Linked DNA regions of Homo sapiens: region 1 is linked to region 2. The links are chromatin loops, found by intact Hi-C in ENCODE. Cell type or tissue: spleen. All regions are shown on one strand. Links, peaks and the distances in the headings refer to the core of each region. The heading gives the core; the rest is flanking DNA.

Region 1 (2,913 bases), core at 292-2,791, 280 kb before region 2:
CCCTCTTGAGGAAAGCCTCACCTGGGAAGCAACAGCTGGAGGGAGTGAATGGTCTTGTTACGCTTGGAGAAAGAACAGGTTTCGTCACGGCCTTCCCACTCTGACCAACAGCACCTTGGGATGTGGGGGGCACTGACATGAGGAACCCCCCAAGCAGGTCTCCCTTTCCCCAGCAAGAAGCCCCTGCTGGCCCAGGTGGCTGGGAGAGCTGCAGACAGCACCCAAACCACTCACTGGGGTGCCACCCGCACTCTGCACCCTGCACCCCACACCCTGTAGAGCAACCCCATGTGCCAGCGAGCGGCCTCAGAGCAGCCTGCCCAGGCCCGGGGCTCGTGGCTTGCCTGTTTCCCGGGTGGGGGAGGGCAGAAAGGAGAGTGTGAGGGAGCGGCTGGCTGAGAGATTAGGATCTCAGCTCCTCTACAAGATGCATGAGCCTCGCCGCTCCTGTGCGGGCCCCATTCCTCTTCTGATCCATTAGCGGGGTCTCCATCACGGCTGTATCTCCCTCGGAGGTCGGGTAGCATCCATCCTGGCTGGCCGCACCCGCATTTCCGTGTCGCATGATCCATCCGGTGCCTCTGCAGACAGCAGGCACTAGGACAGATGGGCTGGAGCTGGCATATCGTGCGGATAAACTGTTTATCACTCCATTGACGCCGCTCCATCTCCCCGCAGCTGACCCCACGCTCACTAATGCCTAGATAGTGGGCAGGAGAACGGCCGTCCCTGGGGGTCATGGTGCGCGTCTCCTCGTTCTTTGGTGCTGAGGAAGGAGGTGGCAGAGGCCTTGGAGCAACAGAGCCAGGGTTGTGGGAGAGGAAGGTGGCTGAGTGTGGTGAGGGCCCTGCCAGGTGCTTTGGGAGTCCTGTGGGACTGCAGAATGAGCACGTTCGCTCCATCGTTTGACGACAAAGGCACCCGGTGTCCCTGAGCCGAGCACGCCCCGTCCACTTGGTGGGGGCATTAGCCTGTCGGAAAGCTGCCTGGTCCAGGGGGGCTTTCAGCCCGCAGGACGCCGAGAGCTGTCTGTAAACCTCTCCATGGTTGTGTGGGCCTCGGGCCGAGGCAGCCTGCAGTGAAGGAAGATGTTTTGGAGAAGTTGTTGGGGGGCTGAATCCCTAAACGCAGGGGACACTTCACGCCCGTGGAATTTGGAAAACCGAGGCAGGGAGCAGGGAAGGGTGTGGGACTCGGGAAGGGGAGCAGCTGGTGCTCCTTTAACTCGCCCGGTGGCAGTTCAGGGTGTTTCCATCTGAGATCCTACACTCAGCCGGGGGCCCACGGTGTAGCGGGTCGTCAGCCGGGCCCCGGGCCTTCTGGGCAGCAAGGGCCCTGGCAGGACCCTGAGGGCTGGGCCAAGGAGGGCAGTTCGCTCCGGGGCACCTGTCAGGGGCCCCACACGGCTGCTTTTAGGCCAGGGGTGGCAAAGACGCTGCTGCCGCCTGCTCTGGGCTCGGCTCCCATGGCTGTGAAGGACCCTCGTCACTCCCCGTCGCCTGCCTGGGCTGCCCGGGGACCCTCCTGCTGCGTCAGCACAGAGCCTGGAACCGCGGCCAAGGCAGGAAGCTCCCCTGTGAAGGCACCAAGCACGGCAGACGCCCTCACATCGCCGGGGCCCGTTTCCCTGTGGACGGGAAGTGGGAACGTGACGTGGACGTGACGTGGGAACGTAACGTGACGTGACGTGACGTGACGTGGCATGGCGCGAGGACAGCGCGGCGGGAGCGGCGCCTCAGATCCAGCAGGGAGGGAGACGAAAGGCGGATGGAAGAGGGGCCCCCGGACCCCGCCCCTCGAGGCTTGTGTGCCGCCCTGGCTGCGGCGTTCTGGGCGACGGGAAACAGAGTCAGGACACAGACCAGGGAGGGCCGGGGCAGAGCCAGGGCACCTGCGGGCGAGGACGGCTGGGTGCTGGGTCCCCGGCGTCAGGGCGCAATGCCGCCTGCTGGGCGTCACCCTTTCCCAGGGCTGCTGGGACACGTGGCCGCAGCTGCTTGGCTCACCACAGCGGAAGTCGGTCTCTCTCATCCTGGAGTCCGCGCGGCTGAGGGCGAGGTGTCCTTCCGGGGGCCCTGAGGGGCTCTGTCCCCGGCCTCTCCCCTCGGCGCCCCTGCCCGGCCAAGCATTGCGCCAAGCCCACCCCCACCTCACGTGGCGGCCTCCTCCCCGGCTTGGGGACTTCTCTCTGTCACTTGCAAAAACACGCGTCCTTGGATTTAGGGCCCTCCCTGTTCCCGGAGGCTCTCATTTCAAAGTCCTGACCTTAAGGACAGCTGTAGGACCCAATTTCCAAGCAAGGTGGCATTCCCAGGCAGGAGGGGTTAGGACCTGGGTGTGTTTTTGGGGGGACTCCATTCCGCCCCTGACAGGGCCTCAGGGTGGCCACTGCTTCTAAAGTTGGATGTGGGGCTTGTAGACTTGCCACGGCCATCCTGGTATTTTTGAGTATTTGAAATGACAGATTTACCACCTAGGAAAGTGAAGCAGGTGCGAGCGAGTACCGAGGCTGTTCGTTCAGGCCCCCACCCCTCGCTGCAGCCCCCACCTTGACCCAGCCTCGCCTGTCAGTCCTTCCCATCCACCTGTTCTGGGGCCACTGGCACCATGTCCTCTTCCTCCCTAACCATGCCGAGGGGTCATCGCCTCTGGTTGTCAGCCTCCTTCCCATGGATGTATGTTCTTCCCACCACTGGTCAGCCCCTCCTGGTGTCTACCGGAATCTCAGCTCAAGTGACTGATCCGGAGGGACCCCCCCCGCCCCCTGCCCCGCTACAACCTTGCCCTTGCCTTGTGTGTGAAGAAGTAGAGTTGCTAAGGGCTGGCAGCTGTGAACCCTTGTGGGGAGTGGGGACTTGAGGGCCTGGGCCTGGGGCACCTGGAGGAGCCCAATCGCCACCTGCAGCCACCCAG
Region 2 (2,913 bases), core at 181-2,680:
TTTCACCTCTTACATGCCATTATTAATGCTAATAACAGTACTTTACGTGTATAGTATTTTCCTCTTTCAAGCCGTTTTTATCAGAGACCACATAGTCTTGTCTGATTTGAAATATGACATTAAGGATGCATATTTAAATCTCCCACTACAATTGCAGACTTCTTCTTTCTCTTTAAATTCTATTTTTTTTGTTGTTTCCTTTATTTTGGGACTATCTTATTAGGTACATATAAGGTTATGCCTATTATATTTTCTTGATTAATTGCTATCTTCATCATTATATATTATCACTCTTTATCCTCTGTAGTGCTTTTTGGTTTAAACTATATTTTGCTTGGTATAAATATAACTACACTGGTTTTTTTTAAGTATTTGCTTGATAAAACTTTGCAATTTTTTGCTTGTTATCTTTCTGCAATTTTATATTTTATACATATCTGTTGTAAAGAAGACATTGCTGAGCCTTCAAGCTGCTGAATTTGATCCATTTACACTTATTTTGATTACAGATAGATTTGGAATTTCAAAAAATGTATCTTTGTAAGGCACACTTTGTTTTGGGCAGATTCATCTGATTTTATAAAATGAGAAAACAAACAGAAAAAAGTTAAATAATTTTGTGAATGCTATAAAATAAAACAGTGAAATTGCTAATTATTTTAAGGCCACTGTGCAGAAAACTGCTTAAACATATATGAAAATAACACAGCTCTTAACAGATTGCCCTAGTAATTTCCGTAGAACTTCTGTAAGTATATAGAAATTAAAAATGGGATTGGATTAATAATTGTATAATAACACTATCTGGACTTTAACCTTGATTTTCTTTTTTCTTATATGCAATTATACTGAAACATGAAGATAAAATATACTAATTTTGTTCAGATTATCTACCTCAAATGAAGCAAATACAGTATTTTTCAACGTGTAATTGTCTACTTTTCAAAATAACTTTTTATTAAAGAAAGGCTCATAATGCTATGCCTTTAGACAGTACTCCTAATTAATGTAAGATTTCAGCAACACAACATTACACAGAGAGATTACACATGCAATCATAAAAAACTACATATAAATATTTAAAAACATGACATTTGTGAATTATTTCAACCTTCACAGACTTCTTTATAAGCATGTTTCATGAAAAATAAGGGGTCCAGATATAACTCTAAGTTAAACCGTACTTTAAGTTAAACCTTAAGTCTCCCCATAAAGGTGTCCTAGAGCAGATGTCCACCGATCCAGGCATTGCAATGCCTGGGAATCAATGGTGTAATCAGCAAGGTGGAATTGGATATGTGGTGATAGCTATCGATGTTTATGACAGGTGGGTGCACCGTCAAGTTGGAGTCTGAACTTGATAAATTGGCGCTCTTGGAAAAGGTGGGTGAGAGTCATTGTGGATGTGGATAGGAGCAGAGCGGTTCTGAGCAGGACGCCAAAACAGAGGAAGCTTCGGAGGACGCTTGTGCCTTCCTGAGAATGAGGCCACGGAGCACAGCGGGAGCCAGGGGGAGTTTCACAAAGGCTACTTTTGACTTGGTTTTGCAATCACCTTTTTACTAGTAGGTTTTGTTTCGTTTGTCTTCTGTTGGGAATTTAAATATTAGGAAAACAATTTGGGATTATCTGTCTAGACTACCCTGTCAGTCCATCTGAGGCTTGTGTCATCTTAGAGCTAGCTATATATTAGGTAAGGCTTAAAGGCTAGCTGAAGGGTGACGCTTCCCTCAGCTAGGAGGAGATGGTTTTTTAAAGGCTTGCTGAAGGGCGGTGCTTCCCTCAGCTAGGAGGAGATGGTTTTTTACAGCAGTGCTGACTCCACAGGAAGCCACCCAGTGTGCTAGGAACCACACTGGAAACACAAATCTGGAACTGGTTTGTTTTTGTTGTTGGGGGTGTTAACATGTTACCTGAAAATTAATAATCTTTTAAAGATGTGGCAAAGCCTAATGGCACCCTCCTGGGTAGCAAGTCCAACGTTGTCCAGGCACTCACCATTTACAGAACGAATATTGCAAAACGGTTTTCTGGGCTTGTGTTGTTTCCTTCCCTTCTTTCTTTTTTCTTGCTTACTGGCACTAAAAGTCAGCCTTTCATTGTTGAAACAGTTGACCATAATCTTAATTTACATTTACTCTATGTTTCATCATAAGCTGTAATGCCTTTTAGCATAAAGTGGATTAATCAGAAATCGTAGCCGAATTGGCAATTCAATTGTTAATAGTACTGTTTCTAACATTCAAAAACTTTTCCTCTGTTTCGAATTTATTCATTTTAAATGACTGGAACAAATTTGAGCAAGTAAAAGCTGGTAAGCTTGAGATTTTTCTGGTTTAATTATTTTTCTGGTTTCACTTTAGCTTTTAAATCCTTAGACTATGGTCACAAATATAATCCAGTGCATAATTGTCTCCTAATTTGACTGACGACTTAACTGCTGAGTTGTTTTATGGCTTTTCACATGGTTATACTGAAGGACAGTCTACATGCACTTGAAAAGATGATATATTCTGCTGTTGTTGAGAATGGTCCCTAGATATTAGTTGGGTCAAGTTGGTTAATAGTGTTGTTCAAATCTTCTGTATCCTGGCTACTTTTTCATCTGGTTTTCCATCAGTTATTCAGAGTGGGATATTAAAGTGCCCAACTATCATTGTGCAATTGTCTATTTCTTTCTCCAGTTTTATTAGTTTTGCTTCATTGTAAAAATATTTCATGTACTTTGACACTCTGTTATTAGGTGGGTATATATTTACAATTATATTTTGCTGGTAAATTGACTTTTTTGTAATTATAAAAATCCTTATTAAGTTTTAGTAATGTGTTTTGTCTTAAAATTTACTTTGTCTGATATCAGTATGGCTACTATAGCTCTTGCACGATTACTGCTTGCATGGTATATGTTTTTTC

Evidence for each region. Peaks named below come from ENCODE experiments on the same cell type or tissue, not always from the same donor. Only the 100,000 strongest peaks of a DNase experiment are listed, where the experiment ranks them.
Region 1: it touches region 2 in a loop (3-fold over the local background); 12 of 110 quality-filtered maps call a loop at or near these places.

What each region holds. Positions count from the first base shown.
Region 1 is chr5:1,744,981-1,747,893 of GRCh38, forward strand. No RefSeq gene overlaps it. Among named protein-coding and RNA genes, the nearest start is that of MIR4277, 38 kb to the left of the region's middle. RefSeq lists an enhancer at 352-851. In spleen, for the core only: no CTCF peak of the experiment used is centred there; DNase peaks (open chromatin) are centred at 360, 900, 1,232 and 1,671; H3K27me3 peaks cover 1,951 bases.
Region 2 is chr5:2,023,722-2,026,634 of GRCh38, forward strand. All of the region lies in intron 2 of LOC105374618 (a long non-coding RNA gene), which reads left to right. Among named protein-coding and RNA genes, the nearest start is that of CTD-2194D22.4, 140 kb to the left of the region's middle. In spleen, for the core only: no CTCF peak of the experiment used is centred there; no DNase peak of the experiment used is centred there; H3K27me3 peaks cover 1,790 bases.